Regions from separate parts of the Homo sapiens genome. Here region 1 is linked to region 2. A link is a loop called in an ENCODE intact Hi-C map of the cell type or tissue named here. Cell type or tissue: MCF 10A. All regions are shown on one strand. Each heading gives the region's core, and the rest is flanking DNA. Links, peaks and the distances in the headings are about the cores only.

Region 1 (10,546 bases), core at 1,231-9,230, 70 kb after region 2:
TTGTCCAAACTCATTTTTCTGTGTGTACATCATATGTCAAATTTTAAAAAATGAAAGAAATTGAAGTAACAATAGAAATTGTTATTGTTATTATTTTTGAGACAGGGTCTCACTGTTGCCTAGGCTGGAGCGCACTGGTGCTATCATGGCTCATGGCAGACTCAACTTCCTGGGCTCCAGTGATCTTCCCACCTCAGGCTCCTTGGTAGCTGGGACTACAAGGTCATACTACCATGCCTGGCTAGTTTTTGTTTTTTTGGTAGAGATGGGGTTTTGCCATGTTGCCCAGGTTGGTTTCAAACTCTTGAGCTCAAGCGATCTGCCCACCTCAGCCTCGCAAAGTTCTGAGATTACAGGTGTGAGCCACTGCATCTGAGCATAAAATTATTTTGTAAGAGTAATGTGGGGCCGGGCACGGTGGCTCACGCCTGTAATCCCAGCACTTTGGGAGGCCAAGGCGGGCGGATCACAAGGTCAGAAATTCGAAACCAGCCTGGCCAATATGATGAAACCTGGTCTCTATTAAAAATACAAAAATTAGCTGGGAGTGGTGGCGCTCGAGCCTATAGTCCCAGCTACTCCGGAGGCTTGAGGTAGAAGAATCCCTTGAAGCCGGGAGGCGGAGGTTGCAGTGAGCCGAGGTCACGTCACTGCACTCCAGCCTGGGCGACAGAGCAAGACTACATCTCAAAAAAAAAAAAAAAAAAAAAAAAAGAAGAAAAAAACAACCAAACAAAAACAAAAAAAAAAAGAGTGTTTGTGGGAATTAAATGAACTAAAACATGTATATGTAAAACGCTCACAATAGTCCCTGACAAATAACATGTAACATGTAAGCTTTAGAAATTTCTTTTTTTTTTTTTTTTTTAGACGGAGTTTTGCTCTGTCGCCCAGGCTGGGGTGCAGTGGCGCGGTCTAGGCTCACTGCAAGCTCCGCCTCCCGGGTTCACGCCATTCTTCGGCCTTAGCCTCCCAAGTAGCTGGAACTGCAGGCGCCCGCCACTGCGCCCGGCTAATTTTTTTTTGTATTTTTAGTAGAGACGGGGGTTTCACCTTGTTAGCCAGGATGGTCTCTATCTCCTGACCTCGTGATCCGCCCGCCTCGGCCTCCCAAAGTGCTGGGATTACAGGCGTGAGCCAACTCGCCCGGCCAGAAATTACTATTATAATTTATGTTTTCCTTTCTAATGCTCCATTCATTTACTGTACTACTATGTGGTCCTGCACAAATATTCAAACCACAAGATCTATTTCAGAATGTTAGAAATAATGCCTCACATTGCATAACATGAAACTTTTCCGGGCATTATTCAGTTCTGATGTTAAAAAGGCACTGCAGCTGTTTCTACTCATGGAAACCTCTCCACACTCTGTAATTTCTCCATCGGTGGTTTCCCGACCAGCTGACTTCTAAATGGTTGCAAGTTTTCCTTTCCGTTCAATTATCTAGTATTTAAGATACAAGTAGTTAATCCCTCGATCAAATGATGTAGAATTAGACTACTCTGATTGTTACCTCCCCTCAAGGGATTATAAACTTCCACGGAATATAACATTTAAAGCACATTTAAACAGAACATAAGGTGGTTTAGAAAATGATTTTGTGGTAATATCCTCAAAATCCATAGTCCAAAGCACTCATCTGATGAAATTGAGGCAAAGAAATAATCTTTTGCCTGAATTCTGTAGGAACTTGCTTTATCTATACGGTGCGTAAGTGCGAATGCTTCAGCTAAATCGTAGGGTGAAAATACCAGGGAACTGCCTTCTTCAGGTGACAAATAGAAGCCAAACATTGTAGTTTTGGTGAGATTGAATATAAGGGGTAATTTATCTTTTAAAAGGAATTTCGTTTTTTACCCTTCTGGTTTGGAAAGAAAACATTCATTGACAGATGCCAAAGAGTGAAATGTAAATGGTAAAATCACAGGCTTTAAGATAACTTGTTTTAAACCTGTCTTTGACACTGAGAGTCAGCATGAACTTAACATCATTACTCAGGTCTTAACGGTTTTCATAGAGGCTTCAAAGTAGGAAACAGTATCTCCTGTACAAAGTGTGGGTACAATTTCTGAGACAGGGCTTACAATGTAGACAGTAGCTCAGAATAAAGATCACAGGAGACTAAAAGACCAAAATAACTTCTTAGATAAGAAAAAAAATAAAGCCATATTCAAACACTGATTTGCTTTGATATATTAATTCTACCTTCTTTGAAAACTAGATGTAATAAAATATGCCCCGGTTGGCTGGCAGCAGCCTCATTACCCCAATTTCACGTAATTGCTATGTTTGATCAAGCAAGGCTGAACAACGGCTGGCCCAGATATTAGTCTGTGCTCCCATTTCAGATAGAGAAGTTTGCAGGGTGCACAAGCAATGTTTTTCTCCACTGCCTGTAATATGGACATTCCATACTCTGTGTATGGTCAAAGAACTTTTAATGTTAGACACCATATCAGATAAGCCATGCTATGAAAGGCTGTCAAGAGACAAAGTTAGCAAGGTTTTCAACTGCTGTACCTTTTAGCGCTTGGCATTGCTCTTCTTATAAAAACAGTATTTAGTTTAAAAACTTATTTTTATTTTATTTTATTTTTTAAAATTTGAGACAGAGTTTTACACTGTCAGCCAGGCTGGAGCGCAGTAGCACGATCTCCACTCACTGCAACCTCCGCCTCCTGGTTCAAGCAATTCTCCTGCCTCAGCCTCCTGAGTAGCTGGGATTACAGGCACCTGCCACCATGCCCGGCTAATTTTTTTTGTATTTTCAGTAGAGACAGGGTTTTACTATGTTGGCCAGGCTGGCCTTGAACTCCTGACCTCAAGATCCGCCTGCCTCGGCCTCCCAAAAAAAAACTTATTTCTTAATAGACCCCAATGGTTGAATGAAATCCTCTGTCTTTTTACTTTTCCTAGGATTACATTTTCTGTGCAATCTCCTAATGAGAAGGCCTGAGGTCTATAAGATGAGAAAGAGCCAATTCTTAAGAAAATCAGGTTTAGAAGTATTAAACAGGAGATGATTATTGTGCCCTTAAAATAAAGGGGGACAGTAGAAAGTTAATCCATAAAATAAATTTGATTTTACAAAATGTATGTGTACATGTTTATATTCACTAAAAAGTCTTAGTTTTTTTTTTTTGTCTTTAGAATGCTTTTGCTGGTAGTTGCCTTTTCATACACAAAATAATTTCAGGCAATAATTTACTAGGCCTATTTATCATTAAATTAGGGTAGTTCCAGAAATCCTTCCCTCAAAATGTTACACAAAATTGGCACATTCAAAATATTACTTGTAAACCCAGAAACTGATTTCAGAAAAATATCAATCTATAAGCCCCTAAACACCCACCCATCCAACCAATCAACAAACCAATGAAATTATGTTTATAAATCAGCCCGTCAAACTCTTAGACAGCCAAGTGCAATTATATTTAACATGAAATTATATAGGAACTATTAGGCAAGGCAACAAACAACTAACAAAACAAAATTAAACAAAAAATCCCTCCTAAACATCCCTGTAGAAGTTTGTTGTTATAGATGCCATACATCTATGAACAATTCTAATCCCACAGATTGGAAACACCAGAATTTACCTTAAAAAATATATATATGTGTGTGTGTGTATATATATATATATTTGATAAGATATATATATTTGATAAGATATATATTTAATAAAATATTTATATTGATATATATATATTTGAGACAGGGTCTTGCTCTGTCGCCCAGGCTGGAGTGCAGTGGCATGATCTTGGCTCACTGCAACATCCACCTCCTGGGTTCAAGCAATTATCCTGCCTCAGCCTCCTGAATAGCTGGGATTTCAGGCATGCATCACCATGCTCAGCTAATTTTTTGTATTTTTAGTAGAGACAGGGTCTCACTATGTTGGCCAGGCTGGTCTCGAACTCCTGGCCTCAAGTGATCTGCCCGCCTCAGCTTCCCAAAGTGCTGGGATTACAGGCGTGAGCCACCAAGCCCAGCCAATACATATTTTATTTTAAAACTAATCTCTGGAAGTACAGTGTGTTTGGGGGTAACTGATTGCATTTGTATCCTCTTAATTTATACATATATTATTAATTATAAAAATGATGTAACCACATTTCCAAAATTTGAGATGAGGGAAACCAAAACACACTAATAATTGTTTCACTCAACTCAATCACTGTATCACATATTTCAAAGAAAAGGAAACCTCTTTTCTTAGGGATAGTGAGGAAGGTCATATTTCCTGGAGCGTACTTGGAGGTATGCTTAGGAGGTACCACCATTGCTGATCTGTTAACATCTCATTCCTGTATGTTGGTGATGACAACAAGTCACTGTTGTGATTGCCGTCCTCTTTTGTAATATCCCCACCTGCTGGTACTTTAGGAGATTGCCCCCAAAAGCCTTTGAAAGCAGGAAACACCATATCAGGTTTATTATTGTTGTTGTTATTGTTATTATTATTATTTTGAGACAGGGTCTTACTCTGTCACCCAGGGTCACTGCAGCCTTGACCTCCTGGGCTCAAGCAGTCCTCCCATCTCAGCCTCCTAAGTATGTGGGACCATAGGCACACACCACCAAGCTCAGCTATATATATATATATATATATATATATATATATATATATATATATATATATATTTTTTTTTTTTTTTTTGTAGAGATGAGATCTATGTTGCCAAGGCAGTTCTCACACTCCTGGGCTCAAGAGATCCTCCTACTTAGGCCTCTCAAACAGCTGGGATTATAGGCGTGAGCCACTGCACCTGGCATGTGTTTTTATTATTAGTTTGAATTGTAGACTATTCCTACTTGATTTCGGATAACACACACCAGACATTTATAGAACCTGATAGCCTTCATTTCATTTTAGGCACTGTTTAGTATCTTATAACCTTCCCTGTACAATTTGGAGACCTGCTTCTGTCACTTTTGGGTGTGGAACATTTTGTCTTTTTTCCTTCCTTGGAATTCAAATTCTTTGAAAGGAAAGTATATACTTCAAAAAATATACTTAATACATAACCTTGACTGACTCATTGGTCCATACAATAATATTTTTACAACATAAAGGAAGCACATATTTAAAAGACAAAAAATTAACAGATGTTGGCAAGGATGCAGAGAAAAGGGAATGCTTACACACTGTTGGTGGGAATGTCAACTAGTACAACCTCTATGGAAAACAGTAGGGGGGTTTCTCAAAGAACTAAAAATAGAACTAGCATTCTATCTAGCAATCCCACTACTGGGTATCTACCTAAAGGAAAAGAAACCATTATATCAAAAAGATACCTGTACTTGTATGTTTATTGCAGCACTATTCATAATAGCAAAGATATGCAATCAACTTGAGTGTCCATCAATGGATGATTGAATTTAAAATGTGGCAGATATCAACAATGGAATACTATTCAGTCATAAAAAAAGAATAAAATCATATCTTTTGCAGCAACGTACATGGAACTGGAGGCCATTATATTAAGTGAAACAACTCAGACACCGAAAGTTAAATACCACGTGTTCTCACTTATAAGTGGGAGCTAAATAATGTGTATACATGGACATAGACTGTGGAATAATACACATTGGACATGAAGGGAGGAAGGGTGGGAGGGGCCTGAGAGATGAGAAATTACTTAATGGCTACAATATGAATTATTCAGGTGATGGTTACACTAAAAGCCCAGACTTTACCCCATGTAATATATCCACGTAACAAAATGGCACCTGTACTCCTTAAATTTATAAAAATACAATAACATGAAATGCAAAAAAGTATAAAGGAAGTACTAAAATTTCAATGCAACATGATAACTGATATACCTCTTTAGAGATAAACATTTGCTATCATTTCTCTGTAACTTGGTTTCCCCCCATGTAAAGGGAGCCACCAAACTTGATCTACCAGCAATCTACAAACTTACTTAGCCTCTTGCAATCAGAACCTAGCTGCTTTTCCTCTTTGCTAAAACTGAAGCTTCTGTTTCTTGGTTTCCCCTCCTTTTCACTATTCAGCCCACAACAATCTGATTTCTATTCCTACTACTCCATTAAAACTGCTCTTGCTAGGGTGACTAGCCAACATTTTCTTGCTAAATCCAATAAACATGCTCAATTCTTATTTAATGGACCTTTTGAAAACAATCTATACTGTGGACCATTCACTTTTTCCTGGAACATTGTGTCTCCAGTTTTCAAGTGCAATATCTTTCTGGGTTTCCTCTTTTCTCTCCGGCACTCTCTTCTTCATGTCTTTTAAGTCTCCTTCTCTGCCAGATGTTCGATTGTTTTTCAGGGATGTCTGACCTCATCCTCCAGCCCTCATACTTTATACATCTTTCCTGGAAATGGCTTCAGTATTCATCCTGATGCCCTAGCCAAAAAGCTGACCTTCATCCTTCCCTTTTCCACACTCTCCCATTCAATTATCAAACCAATTCTATTTTCCAACCCTATTTTCATCTACTCAGTATTTTCTGTCCTTGCTGTTACTTCCTAGTTCCAGCACCAACCTTTTTTGCCTGGATTACTTTTCTCAGGTTTGTTCCCTCTGCCACCCTCAGGATAAAGTCTAAAATCTTTAACACAGTTTACAAAGTTGCAATTAATTTTCAGCCTTAACTCACTATGTCTTCCAGCACACTCTGTGTTCTCACCACTGTGAAATGACATTCCTGTAGTGGGCTATGCACTGTAACCTCTAGTAGCTAAACTATCATTTAGTAGTTGCACATGTTGACCCCTGCACTTAGAATACACTTCCCTTCAATGCGTCCCCATTCACTTGCTTGTCTCTATTTTTTTTTTTTTTTTTTGAGTTTCAGCCTAGATGTTACTTTCTTTAGAGGAAATCTTCCCTAAAAATTTTCACTTCAACCCTCTGCTGTGGCCATTCTCCCATCTCCTACTATTCTTATCCCTGCCATAGCACTGTGTTCTCCACTAGGTTGTAAGCATCCTAAATCAATGAATCTATCTTGTTTATTCTTATATCCTAAGCCTCAATCACAGTGCCTAGCAGTAGAGGGAGGGTACACATTAAATAGTTCTATCCAGTTAAGCTAAACTAGAATACAGTCTTTAAGATAATTTTAAATAGTAACATTATATGATGCTGAACTTATAGAATCATTGTTTTGGGAATATGTTTCTTGAAGATCTTTTCTTTTTCTTATATGAGCTGAAAATGAAGTTAGAACTGTCTTATATAGAGTTTCTAATAAGAATTTTCAAAGCAAGCCACTGAGAATCTTTGTTTCTAGAAACAACTTATATTCCTTGAATGTAAAGAAAATCCATTGATTATGCTTCTCATATGCATTGAAATATGCTGGTAGTTAAGAAACAGATTTACCCATTGTATTCATTTCTTAGGGCTACCATAACAATACCACAAACCAGGTGGCTTAAAATAACAGAAATTTATTCTTTCACAATTCTGGATGCTGGACATTCAAAATCAAGGTGTCAGCAGGGTTAATTTTTCCTGAGGGTTCTAAGAGGGAGAATCTATGTTCCATGGCTTCTGGTGATGGCTAGCAATCCTTGGTGTTGCTTGACTCATAGGAACACCAGTTGACATCATTCCAGTCTCTGCCTCCATCTCCACATGCCATTCTTTCAGTTTTCCTTTCTTTCTTTACACGGCTATCTTCCAATAAAGGCACTAGTGATATTGGATTAGGGGCCCACCCTTCTCCAATATGACCTCATCTTAATTATGCTTGCAATGACCCAATTTCTAAATAAAGACACATGCTGAGGTACTGCGGGTTAGGACTTCAACATATATTTTTGGAGGGACATAATTCAACCTGTAAAACCAATTTTAGGGTACAAATGTTGGGTGAAAAAAATCTGTTTAGCTCTTTCTGTAGGAAAAACTAAAATTATTATTTGACAAAACTTCATTACTTTGGTGACATGGGCAGTCAAACCACAATTAATTTTTAAATCCCAAAAGTAATACATGTCCATTGAAGAAAGTAAGGGGCCAAAGATGAATACACAAAATAACTTTTCTGCCTTGTATCCTATCTCTAGCTCCACTCCTTTGAAATCTTTGCTGTAAACAATATGATTTGTGTCCTTCCCCATCATTCATCATGTCTGGACAAATACACCAAACACATATACAATTGTGGGATGAGTTTCCTTCCTTTTTTTAAACCATAATGGGAATAGTTTATATATCTTACTCTGAAACCTGACTTTTTTTTCAATCTCATGCACTTTTTAGCTGTTGCATGATAATTTATAATATGGAGGTAATGACATTTATTTTACAATGTGCCTGTTAACATTCACATTGTTTTCAGTTTTTGCCACTATGAGCAACCTTGGAATTTCTATGTGTTATCTTCTAACATATTCTTCTATACTGATGTTTTAACTGTTAGAGGTTTTCAAAAGTGAGCATGCTTGCTCAAAGAGTATATATATATATATATGTATAGTTTTAATAGGTTTTTCTATATTGCTTCCCAAAAAGAAAATACATGGCTCTTTAGCCCCATGAGCTATATTGAGAATGTCTGCTGCCTCACCAACATGAAATGATTTTGCATACTTTAATCAAGACTAATCTGCAGGGTAGAAAATACATCTCATTTATTTACCTTTCATCTCCCTGACATCTAGTTTTCAGCTGATGTTTCCTTCTACATGTATTTATTGGCCATTTGAATTTCTTCTTACATGAGTTGTCTGTTTTTAATTCCTTGCTTATTTTTATATGTTGTTGTTTGTGATTTTCTTAAAATTTTGCAGGAGCTTTGGATACTTTAGAAATACTAACCCTGTGTTTCTCACATGTGTTATTTTTTTCAAATCTATTGATCATCTTTAGAGTTTGTCTATGGCCTCTTTTTCCATATAGATTTTCCATTTTCATGGATTCAAATTGTGTAATGCTTACATATCCTTTTCTGCTTAGGAAGCATTTCCCACTCTAAAATTATTTATTTTCTAAATTTTCTTCATGTTTATTTTTTGCATTTAAATTTCAAATCTATTAGTAATTTATTTTTATATGTTATGTAAAATGGGTGTTTAACTTTGTTTTCCTCCAGAGCGGCCAATTATGCCAGCACCATTTATGTATTAAACAAAACATCTTTCCCCTCTAAGCTGACATATAATATCTAATTTGATTCCCATATATACTTGTATCTATTTCAAGACTGCTACTCTGTTCTACCCAGCTATTTCTCTGTTGCTATGCTAATACTGTGCTATATTTATTACAGTAGAATGGCAGACTTCAAGTTGCCTAGCCAATGTCTTGTATTCCTTTCTTCCTTACCAACAGAACCTTAATTTTGCCTGGGGTAGCAGTGAGGCCAGCTATAATAGAAAATTACATTTTTTTCCCTTGCTTTCAGATATGTATGGCCAAGTGACTCAGATCTAGTCAGTGAAATGCAAATAGAATTGTTGGGTGGGACTTTTACAGATTTCTTTTAAAGTGGGGACAGATAGCTGAGGGAGGTGCCTTTTGTCCTGTACTCCCATCAGGATGTCACAGAGCTACCATATTGGCTTTGTATCATCTACTCTGCAAATCTCCTAGATGAGAGAGCAGATCTATCTCTAAATCAACACTCAAATTGGCTAACACAATCACTAAGAGATATATGTGATATTGTGCTAAAAACCATATCCAGTAATCTCTTGGTCAGTTGTTTGTTTAATCAGGCTGTCTGACCTCCCAGCCTGTCATGGCTGCTGGGAACACAGCTTCCAAGCTTTCCCTGGGGTCCCCTTGGCCAAGAGAGGATCTGTTCACTTGGTTGGGGATGTAGGATCTTGTTTTTTATTTCTTACTTATATGAATTGATTATTTCAACTCTGGTCTCAGTGCTTTAGCTTAAAACTTCTAAAACCACATTAAAAAATAATGGCAATAAGGTTGTTTCTGATTTATTCTTGATTTTAACATTTTGTTTTTAGTGTAATGTTGGCTCTTGTTTTTTTGGTAAATATATAATTTTTTAAACTTCTTGATTTTTTACCAAATACCCAGACTTCAAGGAGATAAAACTTCTCTTTTGGAGGAGCAAACAGCTTTCTAAAATAGTACGTTTAGTTTTTCTATATCCATTTAACCTTTGAATGTTATCAAATAACGTTTTCAATATACAATCATATAGGATTTGTCTTTTCTTTGGTGCCATGAATTATGTTACTGGATTTCCTGCTGTTGATTCAGCCTTACATTACTGGAATAAACTCTGTGAGTGGTCATTTTTCTTTAAATACACAGTTACATGTTGATGTAACAAATTATACTGATGGATATAATAAACACTTTTTCATGGTATATTATTCTTTTTATATACTCGTGGATTTAATTTGTTAATATTTTATTTAGAATTTTTGCATCAATGTTTATAAGTAAAATTAGTATCACTTTGTATACTGAAGAAATATAGGGAATAATTATATAACAACTATGTAGCTCCCACCTAGCTTAAACTTTGGGAGGCTGAGGCAGGCAGATCATGAGATCAGGAGTTCAAGAACAGGCCGGCCAAAA
Region 2 (10,546 bases), core at 833-8,832:
CTTGGAGAAGGGGTCCTTTTTCCCCTCTGGCACTCCACCACAGACACAGCTGGGGCTTCCCTCACAGGAACACAGCATGCAGGCACCTATAGACAGTCTTTCTGGAAAAATCCAGAGTAAGTGCAACCCCACAGGAGGACCACACTCCAGATTCAGGCCTGCATGAGAGGCAGAGTCACAGTTCCTCCTACATCTGGTTTTCTTCTGCAGCAGCCTAGACCTAAGCACTTGCCATCTTTATTTTTCTTTAACAAAGTATGAGATGTGGCACTGCAATTGTGAAAAGAAACATGGCCCTCAGGGAAAGCTAATTATTAGCTTTCATATCTTTTCTGCCGTGGATTGTAATCCTCAAGAGGCTAGGGATTGTACTTTACTTATTTTTGTCGGCTTGGTGACACACTTGTTGGGACTGGCATAATTCTCCTGTCTTAATAGGGGTAGGTATATTTTGGCTCCCAGATTCTAGCTACAGTGATAAATAGACTTGTTATCTGAAAGGGAACCTCCCTGTGGACATCGCCAAAAGGTTTACCTGAGTTTGCTGAGATAATATGCCAAATTTTCTGGCACCTGATTAAGTTCCCTGACAACCTGAATGTTCATTCTGTGAGCCCCTAATGTGGGTCTCATTCTCCTGGACAAGCCTTGCCTTTCTCTCTCTTCCTATCTGTCTCCCTGCTCTTTGGCCAGGGTGCAGTCCTAACCAGCTCAGTTCTCTGGCCTCACCTCCTTCAGCTCAGACTCCCTGGTGAAAAGCTGTTCTGCCTAATTTTCCATTAGTTGCGCCTCTGAATTGCTGACCCAGCATGATGGCCGGTTGCTGGGCTGATGAAGCTTTGCTGCCGCCTTCTGGCCTGAATGTTTACCACGTTTGTTTAATGAATTTTGGAAATAGAATTGCATGCCTTTCCAGTTGCTAGTGTGTAATGAAAAGCTGCATTTAAAAAATTAAGTACCATTTATTGAGAAGATCCTTTGTGGAAGAAATACGAGGCACTGCAGATACAGCGGTGAGTGAAACAGACAGAAATCTGTGCCCTCATTGAACAGTCGGGAGGAGACATACAAGACATACATAACAGGAAAAGGTAAATCCAAGATTACACAAGCAATATAGCTTGGAATGGAGATATGGAGTGGGGGAAGGGGCATTTAAATTTTAGATAAGGCCAGGGAAGACCTCCCTGAGATGTAAAGCACATGAAGGAAGTGGCAAAGAGAACAGTAAACACTGAGGCAACAGCCTGTTGGAATGTTTGAGGAACATCAAGGAGGCCGTGTGGCTGCCGCACTGCAGCAGAGTGACTGAGAGGGAGAGTAGGGCATAGGCCAGAAAGGTGAGTGTGGACAGGAGGGGGCAGAGCACACAGGGCCAGATGGGCAATTTTATACATAGGTATACATGTGTACATACATATACCCATACATATATGTATGTATACACAGACACAGGGATACACAGAGATACACATAGAGACATACACATAGAGACACACACATACATGCAGAGTCACATAAAGACACACAGATACATAAACAGAGACACACACAGAGACAAATGCAGAGAATAGAGACAGACACACACAGATACATATGTACAGTCATAGACACAGACACAGACAGAGACACACACACACACACAGACATATACAGAGAATAGAGACACACAAATACAGAGACATATGTACAGAGTCACAGAGACAGGGGCAAACACACAGACATACAGAGACAAATATATCTGAATCAGACTGGAAACTATTGGAGACTTTTGAATAGAGGGGAGATGTGGCAATGCATATTTACATTGATCACTCTGAAGATTGCATGAATAATAAACTATAGTTGTGGCAAGGGATGAGCAGAGAGACATATTAGGAGGCAAGGAGTAACAATGACTTGGACCAGCATGGTAAAATGGAAGTGGTGAGATATGGTCCAGTTCTGGGTACATTTTGAAGATAGAAGATTTGCTGATGGATTGAATGAGGGGTATAAAAGAGAGCACTGAAGGGTAACTGGGTAGCTGAGAAATTTAATAGCTGAAGTCATTTACTGAGATGGAGAAGTCTGTGGGAAGGGCAGGCTGGATGAGTGAAGGTAGAGAGAACAAGAGTTATTATTTGGAAATGTTTACTTTGAGATGCCTGTTGCACATATACCAAAGAGGAGATCAGAGGAGAAAACTAGGGCGGTGATACAATGTTTGGCGACACACCCTATAGATGGTACTTAGAGTCATGAAATTGGATGAGGTCAGATTAAGAACATCAATTCAATGTGGCAGAAGTTCTTATCACTTGCAACCTGAACATGGTTCTGACTTCAGTGCAGCTTAGAGATTTAAATGCCCATTTTGCCATGTGATGACTTTATTGTCCTATTACTTTTCTCTATTTGAACTGTTGTAAAACATATGGCTCAAGCTGTATTTATCTGTTTTTCATGTGGCATGACTGTATCTGTTATGAATTAAATTTACCTGTTTTTTTCTCCTTATTTCATCACAATTATAATAGCTGCTAGCAGCAACAATAGTGAGCACAATTGCAAATAAGCACAGTTGCAAATACTGGCAGTGTTATGGTGTGCTTGTTATGTCTTCCCAAATCCTCTTGTTAAACTAAAAATATTTCTACATACCCTTTAATACTCAATTTAAATATCATTCCCTCTGCGAAGCCCTTATCTCTGGGCAGTGCCTACTCCTCCCTTTCCTGTATTTTCATCACGCCTTGTTTATACCTTTCTTATAGCCTTTGTCATGAAACTGATTATTAGCTTTCTGAAAAGATAATAAAAGAAAGATAATAAGAAAAGACAATAAAAGAAAAGATAATAAAAAGATTATTATCTTTTCTGCCATGGATTGTAATCCTCAAGAGGGCAGGGATTGTACTTTACTTCTTTTCGTCTGCTTGGTGACACAGTTACTATAACAGCATGTGCTTGATAAATAAATACCACTTATGCTAAATACAATAATGGACTTTTCATTTGGGTCACTTTTATGTTGAATAAATTAAAACTGTATGATTTATAAGTGTCTTAATTTGTAGATACTTCCAAATAAAGCAAGAAAAGGGTTCTCTATTCCTCTCTGGGCTATATAAATGGCTGCCTAGGTTTTTATTTTGTTTGACATTAATTTAGTTGGCCAAAGAAGATTCTGAGCTGTCGGACTTCATTCCTCACTGCTGCTCTTTGGCAAGCCTCACATCAAAGGGCTGTTTGGAAGTTTATTCGTATTGAGGCTTTCTGGCTTCTTGTACTAGTTTGGAATGAAAATCTATTCGGGAGATTTACTGTGTCATTCTGGTATGGGTCAAATCTTTTTATCAAGAATTATTCCAGTGATTTTCCTTGGCTTAACCCCAGGCCTATATCTAAGCAAACGTTTGCCCAGGAATTTTGGTCCTTTATGTGTTTTGTTCCAATCCAGTTTAAATGTCATTTTCATTAGCTATTACTTTATAAATCTTTATTTAGCTGTTAAATAATTTTCCATATAGGGAAGTGTTGTGGAGCCTCCCTGTTCCAAGAAGTTCAGATAGAAAATGACAGCCATTCAAACTTCTACTTAGGCAAAAGATCTTTAAAGAAGTGTCTACTAAATATTTCCTATGTGCCAATTGTTTTGAGTGCTAGAGACAAAGTAGTGTGTCCAATAAAGTTCTTGTCTCATGGAGCATACTCTTTAGTGAAGAGATGACAGGTAATAAACTTTAAACAAACAAAAAAGAATGGTAATTTCATATAATGATATGCTATGAAGTAAATACAACTGGATGTGAGAAAAAAAGGAATGAAAGGGTGACTCACAACTGAGTGTATGGGTGCCAAAGCATAGTGCCTACTTAATGTGTCAGCACAGGCATATGCTACAATGTGGATGAATCTCCCTGTTCCAGCTACTGGATTCTTCTCTGAGGTCCCAGTGTTTTGGTTCTTCTCAATTTGCCACCACACTCTCCTGAATTTATTCTCTGAAATGTTTCTGTGTTCTATGTTGGGTTCTGTACCCTGAAAGGCTGATGTCTACAGACCATTAACTGGGTTCTCTGTCCTATGGCTTCTAGTTGGATTCTGCAAGCATTGGCTGGTGATCAGAGGGTGGAAGGAAAAAGAGGTTGAGATCTTTTCTCCTCTCTCTCCCTCCATGACTAAAGCATAGTGTGGCAGTCCTGCATTACTTGACAGCCACAGCTCCTGGCAGATGGCACATCTTCTTTGCTGCTTCAGGACTAAGGGTGATAATAGCGTGGAGCTATAATAATCACACTACTCACACCTCTATAAATAGGACCTTCATTTAAGTTTCTTCCCCAAAGCCCTTTTGGGTGTGGCTTCTGTTTCCTTCCAGGAACATGAATGATACAGCAGGAATGTTAAAGAATAATCACCCATGTAGATAGGTCCTCCTTCAGTCCATTTCCAGTTCTCAGATATTCTAGCCCTGTCTCTTTCACATTAGAGGTATTTATATATATTTTGTTATTCATGATGAAAATCTTGGAAAAATCTATTCTGGGGGCTCCAGAGCCTCCGAAAAATGCTATCACACAGACTCAATCCCTTCTTTAAGCTTGTTTTTACCTATAATTTGGTTTCATGAGCCCACACTATTATTGCTGTGCATAGCAGTGTTTTCAGGTGATACTGTAAAAACTAAATCAAAAGGTTTATACTTCAAGGTATTGGAAAATATCTTCATATTAAATGGAGAAGTAATATTTTTTGGTGAAATAAAGGCTTAATGATTTAAACAATGTGACTCTTACTATAACTCTTAATAGTGAAAGTGTATTTGCTGCATTATTTACTCAGTGGGGTAAGAGTGCATCTAATTTATTTTATCTCCAAGTATGTTGAACTCTGGCTCACCTCTATGGTTATCGAAAATCATGTCTTCTTCCATCCAAGAAGTTAAAAGTAATCTAATACAATATTCTGAATAATAAAAGATTACTCTCTACCATAAAATCCTCAATAAATGGCTTTCCAGTTTTTGCTATAATATTTTCAGTTTGTGAGATCTCATCATGCCATCTTAAAAGGTCATCCATTCCATTTACATGCCCTTTAAGTATTAGAAAGTATTATTGATCTCAAATCAACCTTTCCATAACTTCCTGTTTCTCCCAATTTTTCTTATTGTGATAAAATACACATAACATAAAATTTACCATCTTAACCATTTTAAGTGTACAGGGCAGTAGTATTAAGTATGTTCATATTGTTGGGCAGTCATCACCAGCATCTATCTCCAGAACTCTTTTTAACTTGCAAAACTGAAACTACATACCCATTAAACAATAACTCCTGTTTTTCTCCTACTCCAAGGCCCTGGAAACCATCATTCTACTTTCTGGTTTTTTTAATGATTTTGACTATTCAAAATACCTCAGATAAGTAGAATCATATAATATTTGTGTTTTAGTAACTGGCATATTTTATTTAGCATAATGTCCTCAAGGTTCATCCACATTGTAGCATATGCCAGAATTTCCTTCCTTTTTAAGGTTGAAATATTTGTGTGTGTGGTGTGTATAATGTGTGTGTGTGGTGTGTATAATGTGTGTGTGTATTATACTTGGGTTGCTTCCATTGTTAAAAGAAAAACTTCAGCTGAATTAAATTTAAAGAAGTTTAATTGAGCAATGAATGATTCACAAATTGGGCAGTCCCCAGAATCACAGCAGATTCAGAGAGACCCCAGGGTTGCCTTGTGGTCAGAACAAATTTATAGACAAAAAAAGAGAAGTGATGTACAGAAATCAGAGGTGAGGTACAGAAACAGCTGGATTGGTTACAGATTGCCATTTACCTCATTTGAACACAATTTGAACACTCAGCAGTGTATTACTGGTTGAAGTATGGCTGTTAGGATTGGCCAAGACTCAACCACTGTTATGGGTGCATACTCCTAAGTCAGGGTTTCAATCTTGTCTACCCGCTAAGTTAGGTTGCAGTTCGTCCACAAGGACTCAAATATAGAAGTACAAAGTCCTTCTCAGGCCATATTTAGTTTGCTTTAACACCATATTTTAGCTATTGTGAATAATGCTATGTGCATGGATATACAAATACCCTTTTGAAACCTTGTTTTCAATTATTTTAAGTACATATTCAGAACTGGAATTGCTGGATCATATGGTAAATCTATTTTTAATTTTTTGAGAAATTGCTTTACTGTTTCCCACAGTGGCTGTACTAGTTTATGTTCCCACTAACAGTACACAAGTGTTCCAATTTCTCCACATCTTTACCAACACTTATTTTTTTTTTCCTGTTAGCAGCCATCCTAATGGGTGTGAGGTAGTATCTTATTGTAGTTTTGATTTGAATTTTCCTAGTGATATTGAGCATCTTTTCATGTGCTTATTGGCTATTTGTATGTCTTCTTTGGAGAAATGTCTATTGAAGTCCTGTGCCCATTTTTGAATCAGATAGTTTTCTGTTGTTAAATTTAAGAAATTCTCTATGTATTCTGGATACTAATCCCTTAAAAGATATGCAATTTGCAAATGTCTTCTTGCAAATATTTTCTCCCATTCTGTAGGTTGACACTCTATTTTATTGATAATGTCTTTTGGTGTACAAACATTTTTAAATTTATGATGTCCAATTTTTTTTCTTTTGTTACCTGTGCCTTTGGTGTCATATCTAAGAAATAATTGTCAAATTCAACGTCATGAAGCATTTGCCCTGTGTTTTGTTCTAAGGGTTTTAGTTCTCACATTTAGATCATTGATATGATTTGGCTGTGTACCCACCCAAATCTCATCTTGAATTGTAATCCCCATAATCTCTATGTGTTGCGAGAGGAAACTGGTGAGACAAAATTGAATCATGTGGGCAGTTTCCCCCATGCTGCTCTGGTGATAGTGAGTTCTCACGAGATCTCATGGTTTTATAAGCATCTGGCGTTTCCCCTGCTGCACTCATTTTCTCTCCTGCCACCTTGTGAAGAGGTGCCTTCTGCCATGTTTGTAAGTTTCCTGAGGCCTTCCCAGCCATGCAGAACTGTGAGTCAATTAAACCTCTTTTTGTTATAAATTACCCAGTCTCAGGTATTTCCTTATAGTAATGTGGGAACAGGCTAATATAGTCATTGATGCATTTTTAGTTTTTTTTAATATATGGTGTTAGGTAAGGGTCCAACTTCATTTTTTGGCATGAGGATATCTAGTTTAGCCAACACCATTTGTTGAAAAAATGGACTTTTCTCCATTAAGTGGTCTTGACATTTCTGTCGAAAATAATTTGAGTATACATGTAAAGGTTTGTTATCTAGACTCTGTATTCTATTCCAATAGTCTATGTCTGTCTTTATGCCAGGTCTACACTGCTTTGATTGCTGTAGCATTGTAATAAATTTTGAAATGAGGAGGTGTGATTCCTCTAGCTTTGTTCTTCTTTTCCTGGAGTGTTTTGGCTATTTGGGGTCCTTTCAGATACTAACTCATATAGTTATGAGTTTTAGGATGGGTTTTCTTATTTCTGTAAAAAAGGTCATTGGGATTTTGATAGTGATTGAATTAAATATGTAGATTGCTTTGGGTAGTATTGAGATCTTAACAATACTAAGCCTTCCAGTCCATGAACAAAAGATGTCTTTCCATTTATTTTTGTCTTCTTTATTTCAGAATTTTTAAAAAGAGTTTTCACTGTACAAGTCTTACGTCTCATTGGTTAATTCCCAAGTATTTTATTATTTATAATGCTGCTGTGGTCTGAATGTGTCTCCCCCATACACACATATTCATGTTGAAACTTTCTTGCCAATGTGATAGTATTAAGAGGTGGGGTCCTTAGGAGATGATTAGGTCATGAGTGCCATCCTCATGACTTAGCACTCTTATAAAAGAGGTGTGAGGGAGCTGTTTGCCCCTTCTGCCATGTGAAGATGTAGCAAAAGGCACCATCCTGGAAGTAGATAGCTGCCCTCACTAGACATTGAATTTTCTGGTGTTTTGATCTAGGACTTCTCAGGCTGCAGAAATATGAGAAAATGAATGCATGTTATTTATAAATTACCCAGTCTCAGGTATTTTGTTATAGCAGCAGGAATACACTAAGACAGATATTATTTTAAATTGAATTGTTTCTTAATTTTCTTTTCCGATTGTTCATCATCAGTGTATAGAAATGTGATTGATTTTAGTGTGTTTATATCCTGAGTAGCTGAGATTACCGGCATGTGCCACCATGCTCAGCTAATTTTTGTTTTTTTAGTAGAGATAGGGTTTCACCATGTTGAGCAGGCTGTTCTTGAACTCCTGAGCTCAAATGATCTGCCTGCCTTGGCCTCCCAAGGTGGTGGGATTACAAGCATGAGCCACCTGCACCCAACCTGTTTTCATTAATCTTTAAGTATTTTCTAATTTTCCTTGTGATTTCTTTTTCATTGATTGGTTAAGAGTATGTTAATTTCTAAAAATTTATACATTTTTCAGTTTTCTTCTGTTATTGATTTCCAATTTCATCCTGTCATGGTCAGAGAAGATGCTTTATATGATATCTATCTTTTAAAATCTATTGAGACTTAATTTGTGACCTAACATATAGTCGATTTTGGAAAATCTATTATGTGCACTTAAGAAGAATGTATATTCTGTTATTGTTGAGAAGAATGTTCTGTATATGTCTGTTAGATTTAGTTGGTTTATTGCGTCATTCAATTTTTCTATTTCCTTGTCTCCTGTCTGGTTTTTCTATTATTGAGAGTGGGATATTTAAATCTCCAACTATTTATTGTAGACTGTCAATTAATCTCTTCAGTTTTGTTAATTTTTTCTTCATATAATGTATGGTCTGTTATTAGGCGTATAAATGCTAATTATTTCATCTTGCTATTTTGAATCTTTTATGAATATATAATGTCCTTCTTTGTCTTTTGTAATACTTTGAACATAAAGTTTATTTTGTCTGGCACTGGTATAGGCACATCTCCTTTGTTCTGATTGCTATTTGCATGGAATATTGTTTTCTATACTTTAACTTTCAACCTATTTGTATCTTTAGATAAAAAGTGAGTCTACTGTACACAGCATATAGTTGAATCACATTTAAAAAATATATTACTTCAATCTCTGTCTTTTGATTGGGGAGTTCAATCCAGTAATATTTAAGTAAGAAGGAACTTACTTCTGTCATTTTGGTATTTGTTTTCTTGTCCCTCATTTTCTGCATTACTATCTTTATTGTTTAGCTGATGTTTTTTGTAGTGAGATATTTAAAATAATTTCTCATTTTCTTTTTTATATATTCGATAGCATTTTCTTTGTGGTTGTCATGAGGATTGTACTTAAGATCCTAATTTTATGACCCCCTACTTTGAATTTATCCCAGCTTAACTTCAATGCCTTACAAAAACTGCTTATTTAAGAGCTGTCTCCACCCTTCTGAGTTGTTAATGTGACAGAATTGCACCTTTCTCTATATGTGCTCCCAAATATAAGCTAATAATTCTATTAAATGTTTTAGTCTCTTAAATTATGTACAAAACAAAATGTGGGATTACAAACCAAAGTAATAATAGTACTAATTTTTAGGCTAATAATTATTTTTTTAAATGTCTCTTAAATCATGTAGAAAACAAATAATTATGCACTATTGTTATAATACTAGTTTTTATAATTGCCAGTGTATTTACATTTACTGAGATCTTTCTTCATAAAGCTTTGAGTTCTGTCTACTATCCTTTTATTTAAAGCTGCAGGACTCCTATTAGCATTTTTTGAAGGGCTGGGCTAGTGATAATAAACTCCCTCAGCTTTTGTTTATCTGAGAATATCTTCATTTCTCTTTCATTTTGAAATACAGTTTTGCCAGATATAATATTTTTGGTTGATGGTTTTTGTTTTTTTTTCTAGCACTTTGAATGTATCAGTCTGCTGCCTTCTGGCCACCAAAGTGTATGATGAGAAATTTGCTGATAATTTTATTGAGGATCCCTTGTATATGGTGAGTCACTTCTCTTGTTGGTTTAAAAATCCTGTCTTTGTCCTTGGCCTTCAACAGTTTGAGTATGTACCTCAGTGTGGGTCTCTTTGAGTTAACTCTGCTTAGAGTTCATCAAGCCTCTTGTGTGTTTATATTCATGACTTTCATCATGTTTGGAAAGTTTTGGTCAAATTTTATTCAAATATTCTCTCTGCCTCTTTTTCTCTTTCTTCTTCTCCAGTTCCCCAGTGCAAATAGTGGTCCACTTCATGGTGTTCCACATGTTCCTTAGGCTCTGTTCACTTTTCTTCAACCTTTCCTCTTCATGCTGCTCAGGCTTGATCATTTCCATTGTCCTATCTTCAAGTACATTGATTCTTTCTTCTACCTGCTCAAATCTACCTTTAAATACCTCTAATAATTTAATAATTTCATTTGTTGTATTTTTCAAGTATTTTCTTTTTGGTTTCTTTTTAGGTGTTTGTCTCTCTATTTATATTTAAATTATGTTCATACATAATTTTCTTGACTTTCTCCATATCTTCCTTTAGTTCTTTGAGCCTTTTTAAAAGACAGTTATTTTAAAGTTTTTATTTTG

Evidence for each region. A loop is a pair of places that touch in the nucleus more often than their neighbours do. Peaks named below come from ENCODE experiments on the same cell type or tissue, not always from the same donor. Only the 100,000 strongest peaks of a DNase experiment are listed, where the experiment ranks them.
Region 1: a loop joins it to region 2, with 9 times the contacts of the local background. A loop is called at or near these places in 9 of 110 quality-filtered maps.

What each region holds. Positions count from the first base shown.
Region 1 is chr5:64,068,553-64,079,098 of GRCh38, reverse strand. No RefSeq gene overlaps it. Among named protein-coding and RNA genes, the nearest start is that of RNF180, 92 kb to the left of the region's middle. In MCF 10A, for the core only: a CTCF peak has its summit at 4,367 (motif pointing left); no DNase peak of the experiment used is centred there.
Region 2 is chr5:64,138,334-64,148,879 of GRCh38, reverse strand. No RefSeq gene overlaps it. Among named protein-coding and RNA genes, the nearest start is that of RNF180, 22 kb to the left of the region's middle. In MCF 10A, for the core only: a CTCF peak has its summit at 852 (motif pointing left); a DNase peak (open chromatin) is centred at 3,849.